Linked DNA regions of Homo sapiens: regions 2 and 3 are each linked to region 1. Evidence: chromatin loops called from intact Hi-C (ENCODE). Cell type or tissue: natural killer cell. All regions are shown on one strand. Each heading gives the region's core, and the rest is flanking DNA. Links, peaks and the distances in the headings are about the cores only. Region 1 overlaps FNBP1 (formin binding protein 1). Region 2 holds the start of FNBP1 (formin binding protein 1). Region 3 overlaps FNBP1 (formin binding protein 1).

Evidence for each region. Peaks named below come from ENCODE experiments on the same cell type or tissue, not always from the same donor. Only the 100,000 strongest peaks of a DNase experiment are listed, where the experiment ranks them.
Region 2: a loop joins it to region 1, with 2.9 times the contacts of the local background. A loop is called at or near these places in 12 of 110 quality-filtered maps.
Region 3: a loop joins it to region 1, with 9 times the contacts of the local background. A loop is called at or near these places in 7 of 110 quality-filtered maps.

The regions. Positions count from the first base shown.
Region 1 is chr9:129,943,650-129,946,149 of GRCh38, forward strand. The region is part of intron 6 of FNBP1 (formin binding protein 1); the gene reads right to left. Among named protein-coding and RNA genes, the nearest start is that of MIR6855, 75 kb to the left of the region's middle. RefSeq lists a silencer at 1,016-1,095. In natural killer cell, for the core only: no CTCF peak of the experiment used is centred there; DNase peaks (open chromatin) are centred at 1,062 and 1,802; H3K27ac peaks cover 2,500 bases.
Region 2 is chr9:130,032,705-130,044,033 of GRCh38, forward strand. FNBP1 (formin binding protein 1) reads right to left here and starts at 10,485. Exons shown (of 17, transcript NM_015033.3): 1 at 10,248-10,485. The coding sequence starts at 10,271. RefSeq lists enhancers at 1,987-2,487, 2,486-2,565, 2,488-2,988, 6,725-6,844 and silencers at 7,755-7,804, 9,848-10,007, 10,188-10,747. In natural killer cell, for the core only: no CTCF peak of the experiment used is centred there; DNase peaks (open chromatin) are centred at 5,277, 5,629, 6,317 and 7,017; H3K4me3 peaks cover 1,769 bases; H3K27ac peaks cover 2,500 bases.
Region 3 is chr9:129,993,421-130,004,749 of GRCh38, forward strand. FNBP1 (formin binding protein 1) reads right to left here. Exons shown (of 17, transcript NM_015033.3): 2 at 1,423-1,538. Among named protein-coding and RNA genes, the nearest start is that of FNBP1, 44 kb to the right of the region's middle. RefSeq lists enhancers at 2,095-2,224, 2,635-2,914, 3,055-3,154, 3,175-3,244. In natural killer cell, for the core only: no CTCF peak of the experiment used is centred there; a DNase peak (open chromatin) is centred at 5,601; H3K27ac peaks cover 342 bases.

The sequences.
Region 1 (2,500 bases), core at 1-2,500:
GTGCTGGGATTACAGGCATGAGCCACTGCGCCCGGCCTAATTGCTTTTAAACTGCTATTGTGGTCGGGCACGGTAGCTGACGCCTGTAATCCCAGCACTTTGGGAGGCTGAGGTGGGAGGATCACGAGGTCAGGAGATCGAGAACATCCTGGCTAAGACGGTGAAACCCTGTCTCTACTAAAAATACAAAAAAATTAGCCGGGCGTGGTATCGGGGGCCTGTATCCCCAGCTACTAGGGAGGCTGAGGCAGGAGAGTGGCGTGAACCTGGGAAGCAGAGCTTGCAGTGAGCCAAGACTGCACCACTGCACTCCAGCCTGGGCGACAGAGCGAGACTCCATCTCAAAAAAAAAAAAAAAAACCTGCTATCGTTCTGATGATCTTCACACAAGTTGGCATGCTACATATCATACTCTACCTTATTCCCCAACTGACTCAAGTTTTCCTTCTCTCTCCGTCTCATGCTTCTCTCATCCTTCTCTCTCCAGTCTGCTAACTGGGGACTTCATGAAAGGTATCTATTACAGTCCTACTGGTGTTTCACACTCTTTGTCAAATAAATATTCTTGTTGAATGTCTAGATGCCCAGAATGCCTAGAATGTTAAAAATATGGCCGGGTGCGGTAGCTCATGCCTGTAATCCCAGCACTTTGGGAGGCTGAGGCAGGAGGATCACGAGGTCAAGAGATCGAGACCATCCAGGCCAACCTGGAGAAACCCTGTCTCTACTAAAAATACAAAAATTAGCTGGGCGTCGTGGTGGGCGCCTGTAGTCCCAGCTACTTGGGACGCTGAGGCAGGAGAATTGCTTGAACCCGGGAGGCAGAGGTTGCAGTGAGCCGAGATCATGCCCCCGCACTCCAGCCTGGCAACAGAGCGAGACTGCGTCTCAAAAAAAAAAAAAAAAAGTAGACTAAAGGGTAAGAGATGAGGAGGAAGGAGGCAGAAATAATGCAAGGAGAAGGATACAGGCAAAATACAGATGGCAATAACAGTGTCAGCCAATCAATTGCAGTTCAAAAATAGGCCACTACACATACATCACACCCACTGAAACCTCACACCCAGCCCTTGAGGTGCATATGCATCCTTACTTACAGAACAGGAACCAGAGATGAAGTAAGTTGCCACATGTCATGCCATTTGTAAGCGACAGAAACAAGATTTGAACCCACTTCCACGTAATACAAAGATCAGGAACAAGCTCTTAGCCATGGGCTAGGCCATTTACTATCATTGAAAATTAAAATACCTTATTAAATGACTTACCATACAAAAGCCTTTAGAACAGTTCAGGCCACATACTAAGTGCCAAGTGTTGAAGCTAAACACACACACACACACATAAATAAATACATATATATTCAGGGAATTCATTTCTTCATTTCTATCTTCAGATCTAGGGTATGAGAACGATGCTGCTTGATTGCTATTTTGTACATTAACTTATAGGCTTGTTAATAATTATGCTTTTAGGAGTAAATATAAACTCCACAGACATAAAGAAGAGAATAATAAACGTGTCTTTTCTAGAATCTTTCATTTGAACCTTGATCCACTTATAAAAGAACAGTTATAGCAACAATATCCATTTTTGGTAATACTTATAATAAAATTCTTTATACTTTTCTCTTCTTTGCAATAAAAAGCATTTGAAACTTTTTTAAGCCTAAAAAGATTAAGCTGCAGTTGCAAAATTTATTTCCTGCATTTATACTAACCACTTCCTTTTTAAAAAAAAATGTTCTCTAAATTGTTATAGTGAACAATTCCTTCAGATGACTACAGTCAGACATTTTAGAAGAAACAGAAACGTGGGGAAGGCACTGAAGATATTAACATGTTCCATAAAGATGTCAACCTAGTACTACAGCAATGGTAACCAAAATATTCAATAGTACAATTCCTTATATGTACAATAACTAAAGTGGTCATTGTGCTAGAGACTGTTTCCCCAAATGGTAAAAAAATTTAACACTCTGCTACGCAGCTGGCTTCACTTAGAATAGAGCCAACTCCATCCTGTTGGCTTCACAGAGTTGGCAACACTGATTCCAACCGAAGAAAACCTAAACTACTAAATTTCGTTTGTTTTCTTAAGATAATTATCAAACTGATCATCATTTAAAGTAAACTCCTTCATTCTTGCTTAAAATTGACAGATTCCTATCTATAACTTTCTTTTTCTCTTTAAAATATTCTATTATAGAATATATAACACATTAAAAATTACATGTGGCTGGGCATGGTGGCTCACACCTGTAATCCCAGCACTGTGGGAGGCCAAGGCAGACGGATCACTTGAGCCCAGAAGTTCAAGACCACCATGGGCAATGTGGTGAAAGCCTATCTCTACTAAAAATACAAAAAATTAGCCGGGTGTAGTGGCGTACGCCTGTAGTCCCAGCTACTCAGGAGGCTGAGGCACGAGAATCACTTGAACCCAGGAGGTGGAAGTTGCAGTGAGCTGAGACGGTGCCACTGCACTCCATCCTGAGCGA
Region 2 (11,329 bases), core at 4,602-7,101, 94 kb after region 1:
TTTTTAGGTGAGGAAATAATGTGACTTCAGTGGAACTTTTTTTTTTTTAAAGTGGTAATAATAGCCAAAGAAAATTAATTCCCCCTAGAAAAAACTTAAATCTTAAGAAGGCCCAAGTATACTGCTAAAAATTAGTATGATTAGTGTTTTGGAGTGGATTTTATTTTTCTTCAAGGAGGAAAAGATAAACATGCTATTAATATGACCTCCTGAAATCCAGATTTCCTGTCCAAAGCAACGATTTCCAGGCATTTTCCAAATATTAGGTTTATTGTATTGTTAACATGTACACCAAATTTTAAATCAGAAGGCTAGGACAGAAAATAGCTCATTTTTCATGAATCCTGCTTACCGCAGGAGAGTTCTACAGTTTGTTCCCAGGGACCAGAGTTTTTTTCATTAACCTTCCCCATGATTATAATAATTTGTGTTTACCTATCACCTTTCATCCAACAACCTCAAAGTACTTTACGAACAATCTCTCACCTTTATGCCTTCTTGTCAAGAGAAAGGCAAGCATCATACCATACTTTATAGATTGGGAAAGCGAGGAACAGAGATGCAAGGACTTGCCCGATACTAATAAATATTAGATTAGGTAAGCAAGGCAACCCAGGCTGAGCCCTCCAGCACTGCCTCACTCAACTGGGAGCACCCACACCGTTTGTCCCCAGAGCCTGTCTGGTCTTTAAATGGATTTCAGGAACCCGTTCTCAATTTTGGCTGTGCAAATAGAAGTACAAGGGGAGGAGATTCCTTTACAGGTCCCAAGTTTTCTTCTGCTATAGATAATAGAGAAAGTGTTTCGTTTCTTGTTCCTGAAGACTCAAAACTTTAAAACCCTGAATGTCGGCCAGGCATGGTGGCTCACGCCTGTAATCCCAGCACTTTGGGAGGCCGAGGCCGGTGATCACTTGAGGTCAAAAGTTCAAGTCCAGCCTGGGCAACACAGGAAGACCCCCCCACCTCTACAAAAAAAACTTTTTTAAAAAAGTTAGCCAGGCCGGGCTGGGCACGGTGGCTCACGCCTGTAATCACAGAATTTTGGGAGGCCGAGGCGGGCGGATCACGAGGTCAGGAGAGTGAGACCAGCCTGGCTAACACAGTGACTAACATGGTAACCCCGCCTCTACTAAAAATACAAAAAAAAAAAAAAAAAAAATTAGCCAGTCATGGTGGCGGGTGCCTGTAGTCCCAGCTACTCGGGAGGCTGAGGCAGGAGAATGGCATGAACCTGGGAGGCAGAGCTTGCAGTGAGCAGAGATTGCGCCACCGCACTCCAGCCTGGGTGACAGAACAAGACTCTGTCTCAAAAAAAAAAAAAAAAGTTAGACAGGCCAGCTGCGGTGGCTCACACCTGTAATCCCAGCACTTTGGGAGGCCAAGGCAGGTAGATCACGAGGTCAGGAGATCGAGACCATCCTGGCTAACACTGTGAAACCCCGTCTCTACTAAAAATACAAAAAATTAGCCGGGCAAACGCCTGTACTCCCAGCTACTCGGGAGGTTGAAGCAGGAGGATCGCTTGAACTCGGGAGGCGGAGATTGCAGTGAGCTGAGATCACACCACTGCACTCCAGCCTGGGCGACAGAGCAAGACTCCATCTCAAAAAAAAAAAAAAAAACAAGTTGGTCAGGCGTGGTAGTGTACACCTGTGGTCCCAGCTAATCAGGAGGCTGAGGCGAAAGGCTCATTTGGGCCCAGGAGATTGAGGCTGCAGCGAGCCATGTTTGTGCCACTGCACTCCAGCCTGGTCAACAGAGTGAGACTCTGTATTCCTCCTTGTTCTTTCTCAATTTCCTTAAAAATAGTTTTCGCCAAGACATACTTCTGTTGGGCAAATTCAGAAACTTGATACTACTCCTACTAATTAATATCCACACAAATTTATTTAAATTAGAAAAGAGAAACAATAACTGGCTTTGAAAGGATTAGGAGATTACTAGACATCTATGAAGCATCTGCTTGAGTACGAGCTTCATTCATGACTGTTTCTGCTGGCTCTGCAGCATTTAGTGGTGTGAGTCATTGATTCTCAGTGATTCTCAATATGAATAACATCAACTGTTTTATAAAGCAAAATCTACTGCAGTGATGGGGAAATATGAGTGAGTGGTGGGGATAAAGGGAACTGTGCACTACTAACACAGAAGATCCAGTTTTTGGCCAAGTGGCTAATGCCTGTAATCCCAGCTCTTTGGGAGGCCAAGGTGGAAGGATCACTTGAGCCCAGGAGTTCAAGGCCAGCCTGGGCAGCATAGAAAGACCCCGTCTCTACAAAAAAAATACAAAAATTAGCAGAGTGTGGTGACATGTGCCTGTAATCCCAGCTACTTGGGAGGCTGAGGCAGGAGAATCACTTGAACCTAAGAGGCAGAGGTTGCAGTGAGTCGAGATCGTGCCACTGCACCCCAGCCTGGGCAACATGGAGAAGTGGCAAAAAATGACTCGCTGCCCAGCTGCAAGGACTGTGGCTAGCATGCAGCCTCCTTTAGGGTCCACCTCATCTTTTGAGTCGAGGGCATCTCTTCTTGTAGCACCCCCAGCCAATGACTAAGCAAGCTGGCAGCCAAGGCCATCCTCTTCTTGGGACGACCTCTGGCCAATGATAAAGGAAGGCAGAGATACAGAGGCCGAGCCATTTCTGCCAGAGGATTCTTGTGTCTGCTCTGGAGCTCCCCATTGGCCTGGTGGGGACTCTGTCAGGTCTGCATCGTGATCTGATGGCTTCCACTCTTTCCCCTTCACAGGTGTTACTCCCCAGTAAAACTGTACTAATGACTCCATCTAAGCCTCTTCTTCCAGGATATTGGCACAAATGGTAGTTACCTTGCTGGATTCTTGTAACAAATAAACAAGATGATGGATGTAAACACTTTGTCCAGCACCTGGGGCATAGTAGGCACTCAATAAATGGCAGTAATGATAACAATCATTCGAGACTTTAAGATAATAGAGAGGTCAGGCACGGTGGCTCATGCCTGTAATCCCAGCACTTTGGGAGGCCAAGGCGGGTGGATCACCTGAGGTCAGGAGTTTGAGACCAGCCTGGCCAACATGGTGAAATCCCATTTCTACTAAAAACACAAAATTAGCCAGGCGTGGTGGCACACGCCTGTAATCCCAGCTACTCGGGAGGCTGAGGCAGGAGAATCGCTTGAACCCGGGAGGTGGAGGTTGCAGTGAGCTGAGATCGTGCCATTGCACTCCAGCCTGGGCGACAAGAGCGAAACTCCATCTCAAAAAACAAACAAACAAAAACTTACATACCCCCAAATTACTCTCTAATATAATACACATATTTGGCCTCATCATTAAAAAAAAAAGTTTTTTTAACTAAACACATTACTAGGCTCAAGCTAGTATGAGTGTACAAGTAAAACAGGAAACAAATATTCCTTTATAAACACTAATTCCAGAAGACTTCACACCCACATTCTAAAATCTAATTAGATTAATTTCCCAGGGCATTCATGTATTCTTAGTAGCTTTCAATTTTTAAGTGTCAAAATAAAGCCTTATTTTTAAATGTGGGTGGTGTTGATGAAACAAGTATGAGTAATACTTGCAGGAAACATAATATTAGCTTTAGCTGCTTAGTGGGTGATACTTGAATAGTCCTTCAAAGAAGCACTTTCCATGTCTCACCAATGTAAAGCATGAGTTGTAATGTGTTCACATAGTAAGTATAGACACTTATAAAACTCTTTTATGTGCTTAAAGTACAGTTTTGCCTACCAAAATGGCAATTTACACAAATTTTCAGGATTCTGTCTAATGTACAAAGTGAGGGCAACAAAACTGATATCTAAATATCAACTGCAAAATCTCCAGGCCTCCCACGGTTTGTTTTCTTTTAATATCCACTAAACAGAAAAGACATGTGCAAAATTTGTTCTCATGGAGAAGTAAGGATGGCAAAACTAAGTTGATTTTGTTTCTCTTCTGAAGCAGTTCTGCCCTACCCACCATGGTTCAGGGAGTATTATCTCCCCTGTTGGTCTTGCCATGTTCATCCCAAACAGAAATCTCTGAAGGGTTAAGAAAAAGGAGCAGTAGGCCGGGCGCAGTGGCTCACGCCTGTAATCCCAACACTTTGGGAGGCCGAGGCAGGCGGATCACAAGGTCAGGAGATCGAGACCATCCTGGCTAACAAGGTGAAACCCCATCTCTACTAAAAATACAAAAAATTAGCCGGGCGCGGTGGCAGGCGCCTGTAGTCCCAGCTACTCGGGAGGCTGAGGCGGGAGAATGGTGTGAACCTGGGAGGCCGAGCTTGCAGTGAGCCGAAATCACGCCACTGCACTCCAGCCTGGGCAACCCAGCGAGACTCCATCTCAAAAAAAAAAAAAGAAAAAGGAGCAGTAGAGGCCAGGCATGGTGGCTCACACCTGTAATCCCAGCACTTTGGAAGGCAGAGGCAGGCAGATCACTTGAGGTCAGGAGTTTGAGACCAGCCTGGTCAACGTGGTGAAACCCCATCTCTAGTATGAAAAATACAAAAATTGGCAGGGCATGGTGGTGGGGGCCTGCAGCTACTCAGGAGGCTGAGGCATGAGAATCACTTGAACCTGGGAGGCAGAAGTTGCAGTGAGCTGAGATCGCGCCACTGCACGCCAGCCTGGGTGACTGAGCAAAACTCCATCTCGAAAAAGAAAAAAGAAAAAAGAGCAGTAGAAGAGCTAGGGACGATTGTTAATAGGGTTCTCCAATTTAGCATTCAAGGGCAGTAAGAAGAGGTAATAATTATCCAATACCTGGAACTGTTAATAATTTGTTACTTTAAGATTAAAAAACTAGTTTAAAATTTCGACACACTAGGGAAAAAAATTCAACACACTATAAAGTGTTCTTATATAAAGATATGTACACATATCATGCCTAAGTAGAATGAACAACAGAGAAGGGATAATTTTTCAAACCCTACTTTAAAGGCAAAAAAGGTACTTAGACTGTGTGTATTTGGGGGCAGAAAGGATATGGAAAATCTCTGTACCTTCTCAATTTTGCTATGAACCGAAACTGCTCTAAAAAATAGTCTATTTTCCAAAAAGATACCTAAAATTATATATATATTTTACAACTGCCGAAGTGCAGAAAGGTGTTATAATTATCTTCCCATTATTTTTAAAAAGCAAATGTTAAAACAAAAGGAAAAAAAGGGATTTATTCATTTATCCAATAAATATTTATTGAACTCCTACACAGAGTCAGGCATTGTTCCCAGTACAGTTGGTAGACAATCCTCAAACGGCTGCCTCTTGAAAGTGCACACCACGATCAGGGTCAACATATTCAACAGATGAATGTATATTATATGCCTGGCATGGTTCTAAAAATCACAGGTAAAAAAAATTACATACAGTCGGCCGGGCGCGGTGGCTCACGCCTGTAATCCCAGCACTTTGGGAGGCCGACGTGGGCAGATCACGAGGTCAGGAAATCGAGACCATCCTGGCTAACACAGTGAAACCCTGTCTCTACTAAAAATACAAAAAAATTAGCCGGGCGTGGTGGCGGGCGCCTGTAGTCCCAGCTACTCCGGAGGCTGAGGCTGGAGAATGGCGTCAACCCGGGAGGCGGAGCTTGCAGTGAGCAGAGATCGTGCGACCCACTGCACTCCAGCCTGGGCGACAGAGTGAGACTCCGTCTCAAAAAAAAAAAAAAAAGACATACAATCAACACAGGTGGCTCTTTTTTTTTTTTTTTTTTGAGACAGAGTCGCTCTGTCGCCCAGGGCGGAGTGCAATGGCGCCATCTCGGCTCACTGCAACCTCCGCCTCCCGGGTTCAAGCGATTCTCCGCCTCAGCCTCCCGAGTAGCTGGGATTACCTGCGTGGACCACCACGCCCGGCTAATTTTTGTATTTTTAGTAGAGATGGGGTTTCACCATCTTGGTCCGGCTGGTCTCAAACTCCTGATGTCGTGATCTGCCCGCCTTGGCCTCCCAAAGTTCTGGGATTACAGGCGTCAGCCACCCACCGCGCCCAGCCCACATGTGGCTTCTTACTATGCTAACCAATATGCATTATTCAGGTTTCTCTGTTCTCTTTCTTGTACATACTTCATTTCTCATTAGCACCAGAGCAAATAAATAAAGACAGAGAGGATACTAGGAGGCAGCAAAACCAGGTTCTGTCACTGAATAATTTGTTAGCTGCAAAGAGAATAATTACGAGGAAGGCTTAATTTTCCAATGGATTTATTCATACTTCACACTAATAAGCAAGCTAATAAAAAGCTGAACTAACACTTCAGTAACCTGTCACTTCCCTCAGTAAGTAGGCAAGAAAAAAAAAACATTCAAATGTAAGCAACTCTTGCTTTGCCATTTCTCCAACAACCAGCCACAACTTCAACAAGTCAGTGAACATATTTACCTTACTAACACTGCCTTTTTAACAAGTCTTGAGTAAATGTATTTTGGTTAATTTTACATACAAACATTTTTCTTTTGACTCTGATGTTACAAGCTAGAGGTAAAACCTACTTTCTATGCTTCCACGTAGATATCTTTCAATGTATATAATGTAACTTACAACAGATTCAGACTGGTGTCTTGTGCACACCATAGTTGTTCAATAAAAATTTTGAAAATTGATTAAAAGGCAATGTTATGAAGAGCTATGTTATGAAGAGTTGTAAACTATTTTATTAGAACCCAATCACTTCAAAATGGCCATGTAAGCCTGGGCGAGGTAGCTCGCGCCTGTAATCCCAGCACTTTGGGAGGCCGAGGCGGGCAGATCACTTGAGGTCAGGAGTTCGAGACCAGCCTGGCCAACATGGTGAAACCCCATCTCTACTAAAAATAGAAAAAATTAGCCAGGTGTGATAATGCACACCTGTAGTCCCAGCTACTCAGGAGGCTAAGGCAAGAGAATCACTAGAACCTGGGAAGTGAAAGTTGCAGTGAGCCAAGATCGTGACAGTGCACTCCAGCCTGGGCAACAAGAGCGAAGCTTTGTCTCAAAAAAAAAAAAAAAAAGAAAGTTTATTTCTATGGAGGGGTTAAAGAAAAAGTAAAAAAGAAAGAGGAAGAGAAAGGTTTTACTCCCTCTACAAAGCAGGATGTGGCTTAGGAGCAGGTCTTCAGTGTAAAATGCACATTAGAAACCTGTAGTTTCTAAAAGCCTATATTGATTTTAACCTGAAGTCCTAAAATGTATGTAAAATCTGATAGTATTTGTGAAGGTCCCTGAAAGCTGCAACCACCTGTTACAAATAATTCATGGCCACCCAAACCATAGCTCTTTCTCCATCTAGAAGAATAATTCTGCCAAGTTTGGCTTGAGCGCCCCATCATTATCTCATTATACATGTGCATGATTCCAAAGCCACCATTCAAGGAAAACCCTTAATCACTGCCCTCCGCTGGGCTACCCAATGTACCGCACATCACCAAGTCTCTGACCACCGGAGAAACTGGGGTTTACTTTTCATAATCCTTCATTATTCTAGTTTTTTTAAATCTCAAAAGCTACTAAGCCTTATACATCTTTGCATTTCACCTGAAAACTTAGATTTTGCATTTCTCTTAGTAGCACAATCATGTGTTCATTCCTTTTCCTATATTAAACTGTAAGCTACTCAAAGGCAAATGCTGGTACTCATAAGAATGTCTTTTTTAACGTCAAGCGTGGTGGCTCACGCCTGCGATCCCAGCACTTTGGGAGGCTGAGGCAGGCGGATTACCTGACATCAGGAGTTTGAGACCAGCCTGGCCAACACGGCGAAACCCCGTCTCTACTAAATACACAAAAAAATTAGCTGGGCATGGTGGCAGGCGCGTGTAGTCCCAGCTACTTGGGAGGCTGAGGCAGGAGAATCGTTTGAACCTGGGAGGCAGAGGCTGCAGTGAGCCGAGATCACGCCACTGCACGCCAGCCTGGGCAGGCAACAGAGCAAGACTCCGTCTCAGAAAAAAAAAAAAAAAGAATGTCTTTTTAAAAACTCCTCATTGCCATACACTTGCATATATAGAACTGTTAACTGATTCATTCTTCCTCATAAAATTGTCAAGTGAAAAAATTACAAATAGTTCACATCCTTCTCCTTTAAAACTATTTTCCAATTATTTTTATTGTAGAAAATGTCAAATATATATACTAGAAAGAATAGTGTAATGAATACTTCTGTACTCAGCATTTGGCTTCAATAATGGCCAACTCTGTCTCACTATCTCCCATCTACTAACAACCCAAATTATTGTGAAGCAAATATAAGATTTCATATCATTAATATTTGTATATATTCCAGTTCCCATTTATTATTTTTTTCTTTTTTCTTTTTTCTTTTCTTTTTTTTTTTTTTAAGAGGAGGCCTCTCCAGATATTCCCCAAGCTGTTCTTGAACTCCTGGGCCCAAAAGATCCTCCCGACTCAGCCTCCCAAGGTGCTGGCAATATAGGCCTGAGCCACTGCGCCCGGCCTCTCTCATTTATTTTCAATCACTCCTAACCCTGCCTTCCTTCCCACTTCTGCACCCTCAAAAAGAAATGTACAGAATAATGCAAGCAATTGCCGCTGTTTTAGCAGTTTTGCTCATAGCCACTGCCTCTCTTTGGAATTATATTCTATCCCATTCACCAACATCACTGAACTGTCCACCAAGGTATTGTGTTCGGTCCCTATTTCACTCAGAAATATATTGTACATTTTCCCTCCATAATTCCATCCACCTGTCTGAACAAGTGAAAAAAAAATTGTGCCACAATTTCTACTGTCTTGACAAAGATTACTTCTGATTTGCTTCCCCACCCCAGATAAGCTAAAGAGAGCTAAAGGGAGTGGAAGGATTAGAAGAGGAAAGAAACTTCAATACGGTACTCAAAGTCATAGATTTTGCCTAAACTGGTGTGTGCAAATATTTTAAACTATTTTATTTTCAAAATGGATACTTGTAAACATCAGCGGAAATTTTGTCATGAATCCCTTTTAGGCAGAAGATGTTTATAAAATGAATTATCTTAATTTAAGGGAGCTATTGCCCTCAGGATTTTGGTAATAACAACCGTAGCTGCTTCTGTACCTAACAAATGGTTATGTAAAAACAATTAAAGCAAAAGAAAACAAAACAAAAAACAAGGGAGGATGTGCTCTGTTTCTGTAATTGCTCTAACCTTGTTTTATTTTGATATGAGATTTCTTGGCCTCATCTCAGATAGCAACACCACCCTACACTTTCTCCTCCACACCCTTTGCAAATAGAATTCCAAAAGGTAGTTCAGGCACTTTAGAGTTCATCCTGGGAAATGGCTCATCTTGAGGGCATTTCAGTGCAGTAACTGAGATTTCGTCTGCTCCTTCCCGGGCCGCCGCACTGCCCATCCCCTGCCCAGTGATTTCCCCAGGAATCCGGGGACGGCAGGAAAAGAGCTCCATCCACAGCCAGCCCCTCGCCTTTCCGGGGACGGCCCTCAGCCCTGAGGGCTGCCCGTTTACCGTGCGCATCCCCCGGCCAAGCATCCCCGCAAGGCGCCCCTCACCGCCAACTTTCCCCACTGGAAACTATTCTCCGAGCAACCGTTAAAGATCATTGACCCCGCGAACGCCTCTTCCTGAGGTAGATCACGTAAGATCTCTCCCTAACTCCCACTTTCCCCTCCAGACCAGACGTCGCAGTGCCCACATCCCACTCAGGATTGAGCTACCCCGAAAGAACAAGTGCGCCCGGAGCCGCCACGGGCCAGAAGTCCTCGCCTCCAGAGCGAAGACCGCACTCTCGCCCCAGCACCCCAAAACCCGACCCCCGGCGCTCGCCCCGGCCGCCCCGCTCCCGGGGAAGTGCCCGATCCGCCAGCGCCTCCGCGGAGCCAGGACAGAACTCGCGGCCGGGGCGCCCCGAGACCCAACGCAGCGCCGCGCAGCCGGGGCCTCCACGCCCCCACGCCCGGTCCCGGCCCTCCCCGGGCATCCGCGGCTCGCCCCGGGGGATTAGGGCTCGGCCCGACACACACGGCCCGCTCCGGGGCGCCGGGGACAGGGAGGCCCGCCCGCGCCGTTCCTCAGGCCGCCGGGGACCCGCACCAACTCCCCTCGCCTCCGAAGGACAAGCCGGCCCGCACCTCCTGCTCGGGCCAAGGCGGACGAGGGGCATTGGAACCCCGCCTCCTCCCCAGGCCGCGAGGACCCCGACCAGCGCGCCCTCGCCTCCGCCCAGCAGCGCGGCCCGCGCCCCCTCCCCAGGCCGCGGGGAAACGCAGCGCGCGCCCCGCATCTGCCCGCGGGCCCAGCCCCTCACTCACCCAGAGCTCGGTGCCCCAGCTCATGGTGCAGGGGACGCGAAGGGGCGCTCCGCGCGGCGGGCGCGGCTCTCTGGTCCCCCTCCCCGGCGATCCCTTTGCCCCCCGAGATCCCCGCGACGGCGGAAAGCCCGGAGTCCGCGCGGCCTCCTCCGGCTCGCAGCTCCTCGCCCGGGGTCTCCTCGGCGGCTCCTCCTCCCCGCCGCTCCACAGCAAAATGGCCCGAGGAAGCAGCAGCCGCGGCCGCCGCAGCGCCCGCCCGCCCTACACCCGGAGAGCGGGGGAGGGGCGGGAGGGGAGGGGCGGGGCCGGTCTGACAGCTCGCGCACGCGCGCCCGCCCCACCCCGGCCCGGCCCCCTCCCCCGGGCTCCCCCGGCCGGGTCCGCGTCGCCCTGGGGTCCGGAAGGACGCGGAGGGAGGTGTGAGGGACGGCGGGACCCGGATCCCTAGGACTCCCCCTGCCAATCTGGTAATGACTTCTTAGTGACCACTGTCTGCTCGCAGTACTAGCGCTTGCCTTGGAACGCGGCAGGCCCTGGGATCACCGATGCTCCGCCGCGGTCTGAGATCGCTCCCCTGCGCGTATCGCCGCTCTGGATTTAAGGACAATACTTTCCCCTGGCAGCCATGCGCGCCGAGCAGAGTCAGCCCGGGAGGCTCTTTTCCCACCGCCCGAGGGAAGCCCGAGAGTCCCGCAGGCTGGCGCGGTGGGAGTGGGGCGGTGGTAACTGCGCGCTGTGCGAATAGAGACGTCGAGGCAAGCGCGACGGCCTCGAGTGGCTAGGGAAAGAATCCAGGGGCGTGCACCCAGTGATTTCCAATCTCTGAAACCAGTGATTTCCAACTTGTTCAGCCAAGAAACTCTCAGGCGTGAAATCACGTTACCGCCTAGTGGGTAAAAGCAAAGGCGTGGGGTACACAGATAACTTGTTTGGTTCAAATCCAGCCTCCCGCACGTGCTGGCCGGGCGGAGGCGGACAATTGCTCCACCTCTGGAAGCGCAGAGCGCAGTCCACCAAATGGAGGCAAATAACGTGTCCATCTCACTGCCCGGCGGTGAGGATCAGGGGTGGGCCAAGGCCGA
Region 3 (11,329 bases), core at 4,321-6,820, 54 kb after region 1:
AAACACAAATTTCTTGGATAATCTCATCATTAAAAGATGTAAGGAGATCCAAAGTACTTAAAAAAAAAAAAAAAACAGAGACAGGGGGCTCACTATGTTGCCCAGGCTGGTCTTGAAGTCTCTGGGCTCACACTATCCTCCCTCATCAGCCTCCCAAAGTGCTGGGATTGCAGGCATGAGCCACCACACCTGGCCCCAAAGCACTTTTTTTTTTTTTTTTTTGAGAAGGAGTCTTACTCTGTCACCCAGGCTAGAGTGCAGTGGCACAATCTCAGCTCACTGCAACCTCCACCTCCCGGGTTCAAGCAGTTCTCATGTCTCACCCTCCCAAGTAGCTGGGATTACAGGCGCCTGCCACCATGCCCCACTAATTTTTGTATTTTTAGTAGAGGCGGGGTTTCACCATGTTGGCCAGGCGGGTCTCGAACTCCTGACCTCAGGCAATCCGCCCACCTTTGCCTCCCAAAGTGCTGGGATTACAGGCGTGAGCCACTGCGCCCGGCCCGAAGTACTTTTAAAATACTATTCCACATGACCCCTCAACACATTACAGAAGGGAGTGTGAATTAGTACAAGCACACTGGAAATGGCTGAACCCTATCCACCAAAGCTAAGCATATGAGTAGCCTGTGACCTTGCAATTAGATGCCTACGTAGATCCTAGGAAATGTGTTCAGATACACACAAAAAGCCTTGTACAATAATGCTCGTTGGAGCGCTACTCATTATAGCTTAAATTAGAAACAACCAATCACCTAGTCAGAACGGATGAGTTCTGGTGCATTCACAGACCAAAACACTCAACAGCAATGAAAATAAGCAGATCCCACCACATGCTACCACATGGTCAATCTCACAAACGTAATATAGAACAAAAGAAGCCAGATACACAAGAATGCATACCAAATGATTACACTCATGTAAAGTTCAAAAGTGGGCACTACTAATCCACGCGGTTAGAAGTCAGGAGAGTGGTTACCGCTGGGGGGAGAGTGGGGAGCTGGAGGGGGCCAGGGGGCCTGCCAGGCTGGTCTTTCTGTTTCTTGACCTGGGTGCCCGGTTACATGAGTGTGTTCACACTGTCAAAATTCATGGAGCTGCACACTTATGATTTGTGTACTTCTCTGTACATATGTTATTAATATATTTCAATAAAAAGTTTACTGAGAAACAAGCTGCTCCAAAACTCAGCAAATATCTTGTTGAAAAAAAAAACTGGGCCTTAAAGCAGTAATTTAGTTTTTATTTTTAATGTTCTATGAAAATTAATTTTCTGTATGAAAAACAATCACTTCTATTGAAATATTACCTTACATAAAAGGAAAAATATTTAAAATATACATTTATACTGTAAAATGAGAATATACGTTATCCTTACATCATTTTGCAGTTAACAAATAACCTTTTTCAATATCAACTTACCTGAGTTGCTTTGCATAGCTGAGTTCAATCTCTGTCCTTTCTTTCACAAACTTGATATATTTCTCAAGAATATCAATTCCCCACTGTGTGTGTTTTTCTAAGTTGTCAAACTGATCCTGTTGAAACAAACCAAGAGAGAAGTTATGGTCTTTCCCTGTGATTAACATAATTTCAATGAATAATTCTCTTAACAACATATTACTACATACAAAGTAGTACTAATATTTTCCATGATTATACTTGGGGTGCTTTTTTGTTGAGCCATTTTAAATCAACATTACCAAATTTGGTTTGAAAACCGCCTGGAGTACTGAACTCTGACCTATTCATTCATATTTCCTATTCCTTTTAGAAACATAGTTTTCAGATATAACTGATGTCTCAGTGCAAGGAAAAATGTCATTCCCAGACGCCAAAAACCGACAGGTGAAACATACACACAAACACAGCCACACACGGTTTGCACCTTAACTGTTATCTCTGGGTAATCATTCAAAACAGCTGATTGAATCTGAGCCGAGGAACGGGGGGAAGTGTTACAAAATTTTGCTTTCTTCAAATGATTAAAATAAAACACATGGATTTTATTCTTCCAAACATACACCAAACCCACACTGTGAGCCAGGAACAGTGCCTGGAGCTGGGGAACCAAAATGAACAAAAATACAGCCTGAGTTTGCATTGTGCCTTGGGGTTTCTGGTCTGGAAGAACAAGAGGGAGCCTGGGTAACACAGAACCCATCTCTACAAAAACAATTTTTTTAAATTAGCTGGGCATGGTGTTGTACCACTGCACTCCAGCCTGGGTATAAGAGCATGACTCTGTCCCCCCAAATAAAGAATGAGAGGGGACAGGTATGCTAGCAACAGCTAATGCAAAGACATGGAGATATCCAGGAATCAAGTGAATTTGTCTTTGAGTGCAAGGTGGAGGTGGGTGGGGCAGAAGGGAAGTGGAGTTGGCGAGTGATGAAACTAGAGACAGCTCAGAGCTAGATCACCCAAGGCCTTGAAGGACGAGCTTAGGAGTTTAGACTCTCCAGCAGGCACAAGAGGACTTGGAAGAGAAAGCCAGGAAATGGCTCCAACAGTCTAGATGAGACAAAATAGGCACAGAAGGGAAGAATTCTAGGGACATTTAACAAACACAATCAACTAGTGTGTGAGTGGCCGGTTGGACGTGGAGGCTGGCAAGGGTATGAGGGGGAGGGAGGATTCCAGAGTGACTTTCAGGTTCTGCTTCCCGGAATTAAACAGAAGATCCAGATAAGAAAGAGCTACAGTTTGGGGTGAAAATTAAATGTTGTTTTGACATGTTGAATGAGGGACTGGCCTGTCCAGAAGAGAGCTGGAAACACAGAAGGATTTAGAACTCAAGAAGGGCATCAAGTGAGTAGGTGGATCTCAAGCAACAGCCGAGGATCAGAACACCAAAGACGACAGCAAGGATACACAGAATTAGCAAAGAGGGCCTGGCCCAGGAAGCAGAGCCCAGAAAGGACTAAGGGGGCGAGCCAGAGGGGGCATGAGCACATCACAGGGAAGAGAGAATTCCAGTGGAAATGGAATTCTCCATGGAAAATTTGCTGCCTCCTGAGAGGTAACAGTCATAAATGAGGGTTCTAGCCCCAGCAAAGGGATTTCACAGAGACAGGCCCCCAAATGTTTCAAGTTTTAGTCATTTGCCTGTAAGACGCAGCTATAATCTAATTTCCTAATTTCACAAATCAGTCATGAGGATCATGCGAAATGGGGAAGTGCCAACTCAAATATAAAAATATAAAGCTAGTGTTTAATCCTACGCTTGTGCAATCTAACAGTATACATTCAGTGTCTTACTTCAGACTGTTTTTTGTTTGTTGGTTGGTTTGTTTTGAGACAGAGTCGTGCTCTTTCCCCCAGGCTGGAGTGCAGTAGTGCAATCTCAGCTTGCTGCTGCCTCCCAGACTCAAGTGATCCTCCCACTTCAGCCTCCTGAGTAACTGGGACTATTGGCACCCGCCACCATGCCTTCACTAATTTTTGTATTTTTTGCAGAGAGGAGGTCTCACTATGATGCCCAGGCTGGTCTTGAATTCCTGGGCTCAAGTGATCCTCCCGCCTTGGCATCCCAAAGTGCTGGGATTACAAGTGTGAGCCACTGCCTCCGGCCGGCCTGTTTTTTTTTAAAACCACTTTATTAAGGTATGACTGAGATTTTGGCCAGGTGAGGTGGCTCACGCCTGTAATCCCAGCATTTTGGGAAGCCAAGGCGGGTGGATCACTTGAAGCCAGGAGTTCGAGACCAGCCTGGACAACATGGTGAAATCCCATCTCTACTAAAAATACAAAAGTAGCCGGGCGTCATGGCAGGCACCTGTAATCCCAGCTACTCGGGAGTCTGAGGGAGGCAGGAGAATTGTTTGAACCCAGGAGGCAGAGGTTGCAGTGAGTCAAGATCACACCATTGCACTCCAGCATGGGTGACAGAATGAGACTATGTCTCAAAAAATTAAATACAAAATTATAAAACAAAAGTGCAAAATGTTTGTCTTTATGACTAATAATTTTTAATATTTAAAGTTGATTCTTGGTCCTCAATAATATATATTCCACAAACCCCTAGATTTCAGTTTAAGAAACACTAGATTATGTTATTTATAAAGTCAAGGGTCATCAAGTAAGCTAATAGTGTAAACGAGACTGAAGATCACCTTAAACTACTTGAGAGAACAAATATACACACAACTCAAGCTATGACTACAAATCATTCTTACAAATTGAGAGCACGACTTCGTCAAAGCCCTCTGCTTATCAGTAACCCTTTGTGGATCTAGTTTCACAGTAATCATATTTATTTTTAAAATGATTAACAATTATCAGGGCATCATGGCACACATGCCTGTAGCCCCAGCTACTAGGGAGGCTGAAGCAGGAGGATCACTTGAGCCCAGGACTTCAAGGCTGCAGTGAGTCATGATCAGGCTACTGCACTCCAGCCTGAGCATCAAAGCAAGACCCTGTCTCAAAAAACAAAAACCAAAAACATAAACACCCTTTCCTTTATTTAAAAGCCCTCTCCCAGCTGGGCGCGGTGGCTCACATCCAAAATTCCAGCACTTTGGGAGGCCATGGTGGGCGGATCACTTGAGGTCAGGAGTTTGAGACTAGCCTGGCCAACACAGTCATCTTTACTAAACCTCATCTCTACTAAAAATACAAAAATTTGCCAGGCATGGTGGCATGCACCTGTAATCCAAGCTACTCAGGAGGCTGAGGCAGGAGAATCCACTGAACTCAGGAGACAGAGGTTGCAGTGAGCCGAGATTGTACCACTGCACTCCAGTCTGGGCGAAAGACAGAGACTCTGTCTCGAAAAAAAAAAAAAAAGAAAAAAAATGGCCGGGCGCGGTGGCTCACACCTGTAATCCCAGCACTTTGGGAGGCTGAGGCGGGAGGATCAGGAGTTTGAGACCTGAGGTCAGGAGTCTGAGACTAGCCTGGCCAACATGGTAAAACCCTGTCTCTACTAAAAATACAAAATTAGCTGGGCCTGGTGGCGCACGCCTATAATCACAGCTACTTGGGAGGCTGAGGCAGGAGAATCGCTCAAGCCCAGGAGGTGGAGGTTGCAGTGAGCCAAGACGGGGCCATTGCACTCCAGCCTGGTCAAAACGAGCAAAACTCCACCTCAAAAAAAAAAAAACAAAAAAGCCCTCTCCCTGTATGATTTCCCATAATCTCCAAAGCCTTGATTGTTTTCAGCAGTCATAGGTGCCACCTTGAAAACTTGCCCAGAGGATATGCTCTTAGGTTTCATTCTTGGCCTATTAACAACCTGACTACAGATTTCCCCCCACCATATCACTTTGCATTCAAACTGATGTATACTATACAAAGCAACAGCTTTCGATACCAAAGCCCTTGAAAACAACAGAAAAAGCCCATCTACATTTGAACTGAGTCCACCTTAAAAATTACTGGCCTCAATCCAACAATATGTTTTCCATAAAGTTATCTCTATTCAGGACCATTCTACAAGCTATAATAAAGCGTTTACCAAGATGACAGAGCCCAAATAAGATAGAAGATCTTAATAATAAAAACCTTACTCAGTAACAAATGAGCTGGTGCTTGTTTGTGACTATAGCAGAGTTCTTTTGATGCTCTGTGAAACCTGAGGATGCCCCCACGCTCTCACTATCACATGAACTGCTGCAGCACTGACTTGACAGCAGCTAGAAGAAAATTCAAGACAGATGAAAAACGAATCAACCCACTTACATTCTTGACTAAAATGTGGAAAAGTTAATGGAAAAAAAAATCCAAATCTTAAAAGGACTCCTTTGTGAACAAATATTATAAACGGCTCTTTAAAAACAGCCTTTGCTACTTTGGGGATGGTGTCATCAAAAATGCATCCCTTCCTGCCTGATGTCACATCACGGTGGTTCTGGGGGCCCCTTTGCCCTCCTAAAAATCCTTGAGAACCAGCCAGCCACAGTGGCTCATGCCTATAATCCCAGCATTTTGCGAGGCCGAGGTAGGTGGATCACTTGAGAACAGGAGTTCAAGACCAGCCTGGCCAACATGGTGAAACCTCATCTCTACAAAAGAAAAACAAAAAGTAGCCAGGCATGGTGGCACACACCTGTAGTCCCAGCTACTCGGGAGGCTGAGGCATGAGAATCACTTGAACCTGGGAGGGAGAGGTTGCAGTGAGTGGAAATCGCACCACTGCACTCCAGCCTGGGGCGACAGAGTGAGACTCTGTCTCAAAAAAAAAAAAAATCATTGAGAATTCCGAAGAGCTTTTGTGTGAGTTACATCTATCAATATTTACTCAATCAGAAATTTAAAATGGAGAGATTTTTAAAGGTATTTATTCATTTAAAAAGAAAACAAACCCATTACCATTACATGTTAATGGAAAGAGCATGTTTTTATTTTTTAAAACTGTACTTTCCAAAACAAAACAGTAAGAAGAATGGCACCGTGTTACATTTTTGCAAATCTCTTTAATGTCTAGCTTAATAGAAGACAGCTGGATTATCATAGAGACTTCTGCATTCAATCTATTACGATTCTTTACTTTGGCTGAAATATGTGAAAAAAACACAACTTCACACAGATACGTAGCTAGAAAACAAAGGACACTTCAAGGCCCTTTTTAGATCAGTGCAGACATTCTCCTTTGATACCACACCAAAACTTGACAAATCATAGCTTCTCAAAGGCTAGTTGCAATATGAAATCTGAAACCATAGAGATGCAGTTTCCAACTCAGCTACAGTAAGATCCACTGGTCCACCTTACATTTTGAATGGATCTTTTACCTGTATATGATCATGTAAATTATTCATTGATCATTTAGAAAATATTATCTCAGCCGGGCATGGTGGCCCACACCTGTAATCCCAGCACTTCGGGAGGCAGAAGCAGGCGGGTCGTCTGAGGTTAGGAGTTGGAGACCAGCCTGGCTAACATGGTGAAACCCCGTCTTTACTAAAAATACAAAAATTAGCTGGGTGTGGTGGTGGTCACCTGTAATCCCAGCTACTCGGGAGGCTGAGGCAGGAGAATTGATTGAACCTGGGAAGGGGAGGTTGCTGATCTCGGCTGAGCTGAGATTACGCCACAGCACTCTAGCCTGGGTGATGGAGCGAGACTCCATGTCAAAAACAAAAGAAAAAAGAAAAAAAGAAAATATTATATCATAGATATATGCAGATCTTCCAACTGTTGAAACATTTCTTGTAAAATATTTTTTTTGAATCACATTTGTTTATATCAGTACCAATCTCATCTTTTCTGATGAGTCTTTAATATTTGGAAGCTGTCAAACTCACAGTGGAAAAACAATTTCCCCAAGTTCTAATTTTCACTTTAAAGCTAGAATTTTATCATTGGCAACAAACATTGCCAGCTGTTTCCCTGAAGTGACAGGCTCACTTCATTTATTTTTGAGAAAATGTTTGCCAGATACTCAAAAGTTTGTCTGTCGCTCATTCTTTGAAGTAAAAATGGTGTTCATGAAAAAAGCAGCTAGTTCAACTTACAACTCAGGATCATGTATTTTAGTCTGCACTAAAGAGCTTCTCATCTTACTATACACACTATTAAAAAGATGTATCTTCAAGGGTTTGAGATTTAGTAAAATGAATAATCTTCACTGTTTCATTAAGAACATTTTCAAGTAAAACTGAAATTTTTTAAAACAGCTAATGGTGGGCTGGGCATGGTGGCTCACGCCTGTAATCCAGCACTTTGGGAGGCCGAGGCAGGCGGATGACAAGGTCAGGAGCTCGAGACCAGCCTGGCCAACGTGGTGAAACCCCATCTCTACTAAAAATACAAAAAATTAGCCGGGTGTGGTGGCGGTCGCCTGTAATAACAGTTACTCGGGAGACTGAGATGGGAGAATTGCTTGAACCCGGGAGGCGGAGGTTGCAATGAGTCCAGCCCAGGTGACAGTGCAAGACTCCATCTCAAAAAAACAAAACAAAACAAAAAAAAACAGCTAATGGTGAAGAATATAGTAGTTACCAGTGCAATTTGGAGCCACAGCCTTGATTTAACTGATACTAAAGCATCAGCTTTACCCACCATTTCCTTTGTAACGTTGGTGCAAATGTCAACACGGTTAAAAAGACAATCCTTAATAAAATAGTTTTGACCTTGTAAACTCCATGAGAAGGTTTCAGGAAACTCCAGAGGTCCAGGGACTGCACTTTGAGAACCACTATCATATAACATATATGCTAAAATTTCTATTTCAGGTTGGGTGTGGTGGCTCAGGCCTGTAATCCCAGCACTTTGGGAGGCTGAGGCAGGTGGCTCACCTGAGGTCAGGAGTTCGAGACCAGCCTGGCCAACATGGTGAAACCCCATCTCTACTAAAAATACAAAAATTTCTTCCTAGCCGGGCATGGTGGCTCACGGCTATAATCCCAGCACTTTGGGAGGCCAAGGCAGGCAGATCACCTGAGGTCAGGAGTTCAAGGCCAGCCTGGCCAACATGGTGAAACCCCATCTCTACAAAAATACAAAAAAAAAATTAGCCAGGCATGATGGTGGGCGCCTGTAATCCCAGCTACTCAGGAGGCTGAGGCAGGAGAATCATCTGAACCTTGGAGGCAGAGGTTGCAATGAACTGAGATCGCGCCACTGCACTCCAGCCTGGGCAACAGAGTAAGACTTCTGCCTCAAAAAAAAAAAAAAAAAAAGCCGGGCATGGAGACCCATGCCTGTAATCCTAGCTACTCGGGAGGCTGAGGCAGGAGAATCGCTTGAACCTGCGGAGGTTGCAGTGAGCCGAGATCGCGCCATTGCACTCCAGCCTAGGCAACAAAGCAAGACTCCATCTAAAAAAATAAATAAAATAAAATTTATATTTCAAAGTTGCACATTCTAAACATTAAGAAACTTAGGTAATAAACAACCTAATAGAAAATAATGTTTATTTTATAGGTGCATACTGTGTATACATACTGCTATAGTTTGGATGTCTGTCCCCCTCAAACTTCATGTTGAAATTTGATTCCCAATGTCAGAGGTGGGGCCTAATGGGAGGCCTTGGGTCATGGCGGCAGATCCTTCATGAATACCTTGGTGCCGTCCTTGACGTAATGGGTGAGTTCTTGCTCTATGAGTCCTGGCCAGAGCTGGTTGTTAGAAAGAGCCCAGCACCTCCCCCCTCTCTATTGTGCCCTCTCTGGCCACGTGACCTCTGCCATGCAGGCTCCTCTTTACTTTCTACTATGAATGGAGCAACCTGTGGCCCTTTCTGGATGCAGGTGCCTTATCTTGAACTTTTCCAGACATCAGAATTATAAGCCAAACAAAGATTTTTTTCTTTATTAATTACCTAGCCTCGGACACTCCTGTGTAAGCACCACTGAACAGACTATAACCCATACTTTCAACTATTCACTCTAAGATTGCCAAGAGGACTACAAATGGATGTTTCCAAGCTGTTGGTTACAACCTGATGGTACCTTTCAGGAACCTCGCTGAACCACTCACCCAACATCACACTTCACCTTGACCTTACACTCCCCCTTGACCTTGACCTCACACTGCTCCTTGAATTCAAACCAACCAAAGGTGTGTGCCAGGTGCTGTTAGTTATGAGACGCTGAATAAACTGAAGAGTTGAATGAAGAAAGTGTTATTGTGTTAATCAATATGCAATTGCTACTTTTTACAATTATTTTCAGGTCTGGTTTTAGGTACTATATTCTGATTAAGTTACAATAAGCATGGGCTATGGCATTGGTTTGGGTCATTATATCTTCATTAAGTTCAAAAAAAAAATCTTGCCCTCACAAATCTGTAATAAAAACCCAAAAATTGGCTGGGCACACGTGGCTCACACCTGTAATCCCAGTACTTTGGGAGGTCGAGGCAGGCGGATCATGAGGTCAGGAGTTCAAGACCAGCCTGGCCAACATAGTGAAACCCTGTCTCTACTAAAACTACAAAAATTAGCTGGGTATGGTGGCACGCACCTGTAGTCTCAGCAGTAATCTCAGCAGTTAGGGAGGCTGAAGCCAGCGGATCACTTTAGGTCAGAAGTTTGAGACCTGCCTGGCCAATATGACGAAACCCTGTCTCTATTAAAACTACAAAAAAAATGAGCCAGGAGTGGAGGTACATACCTGTAATCCCAGCTACTCGGGAGGCTGAGGCAGGAGAATAACTTCAACCTGGGAGGTGGAGGCTGCAGTGAGCCGAGATTTCATTACTGCACTCCAGCCTGGGCAACAGAGCGAGACTCTGTCTCAAAAAACAAACAAAAACTAACAAAAAAGTAGTCTTGGCCAGGCACGGTGGCTCACGCCTGTAATTCCAGCACTTTGGGAGGCCGAGAAGGGCAGATCACAGGGCCAGGAGATCAAGACCATCCTGGCTAACACGGTGAAACCCCGGCTCTACTAAAAATACAAAAAATTAGCTGGGCATGGAGGCAGGTGCCTGTAGTCCCCAGCTACTCGGGAGGCTGAGGCAGGAGAATGGCGTGAACCCGGGAGGCAGAGCTTGCAGTGAGCTGAGATCGCACCTCTGCACTCCAGCCTGGGCGACAGAGCGAGACTCCGCCTCAAAAAAAAAAAGTAGTCTTCTGTAACCTATTTTTTGCTCAAATTATGCAGAAGAGTTGTCACAGGAACTACATTCAGAAAAGCTATTTACTTTGAGATGAGGAGACCCAAGTCATCCACAAGGAAGTTTTCCTCCAAAGTCTAGGTCAACTTTAATATGGTGTTTTCCTGTAATTAAAAAGTGTACTAAACCGGCTGGGCGCGGTGGCTCACACCTGTAATCTCAACTACTCTGGAGGCTGAGGCAGGAGAATCGCTTGAACCTGGGACGTAGATGTTGCAGTGAGCCAAGATCGCGCCACTGTACTCCAGCCTGGGTGATAGGGCAAGACTCCATCTCGAAAAAAAAAAAAAGTGTACTAAACCAACATTAATTCAAAATCCCTGGAATAAGCCAATCTAGTAAGAGACTAAGTTGCTAAAATTACCTATGTAAGTGGCACAGACTCCAGGAAAGGGGGTCCTGAGGCCAGTCCCCCTCTGCAAGCAAATCTCTCCTGCAGTGAATTATTCACCCAGTGAAGGGAATGATCTCCTCCACACTACTGAGACTACTTTGGTCTGTGCTATCTAGACTGCTATTTCTGTATACTCCAGTTTTTGATAAATTCACCTTCCTGAGGACTTGGGCATTTTAAGAAGCAGGACTTAAATGGCTCTGTTTAAACAGAATCCCTTAGGATTATGTTACTAGCATTAGCTTCCTCAAACTGTGGAGGAAAATGTGTCAGAGGGTATAGATTTACTCAAAGAGTAACTGTAAGAAAATATCCATTTAAAATGTTTTAAAAAATCAATTTGGTTCTGAATATTAAAGAAGCTGCACT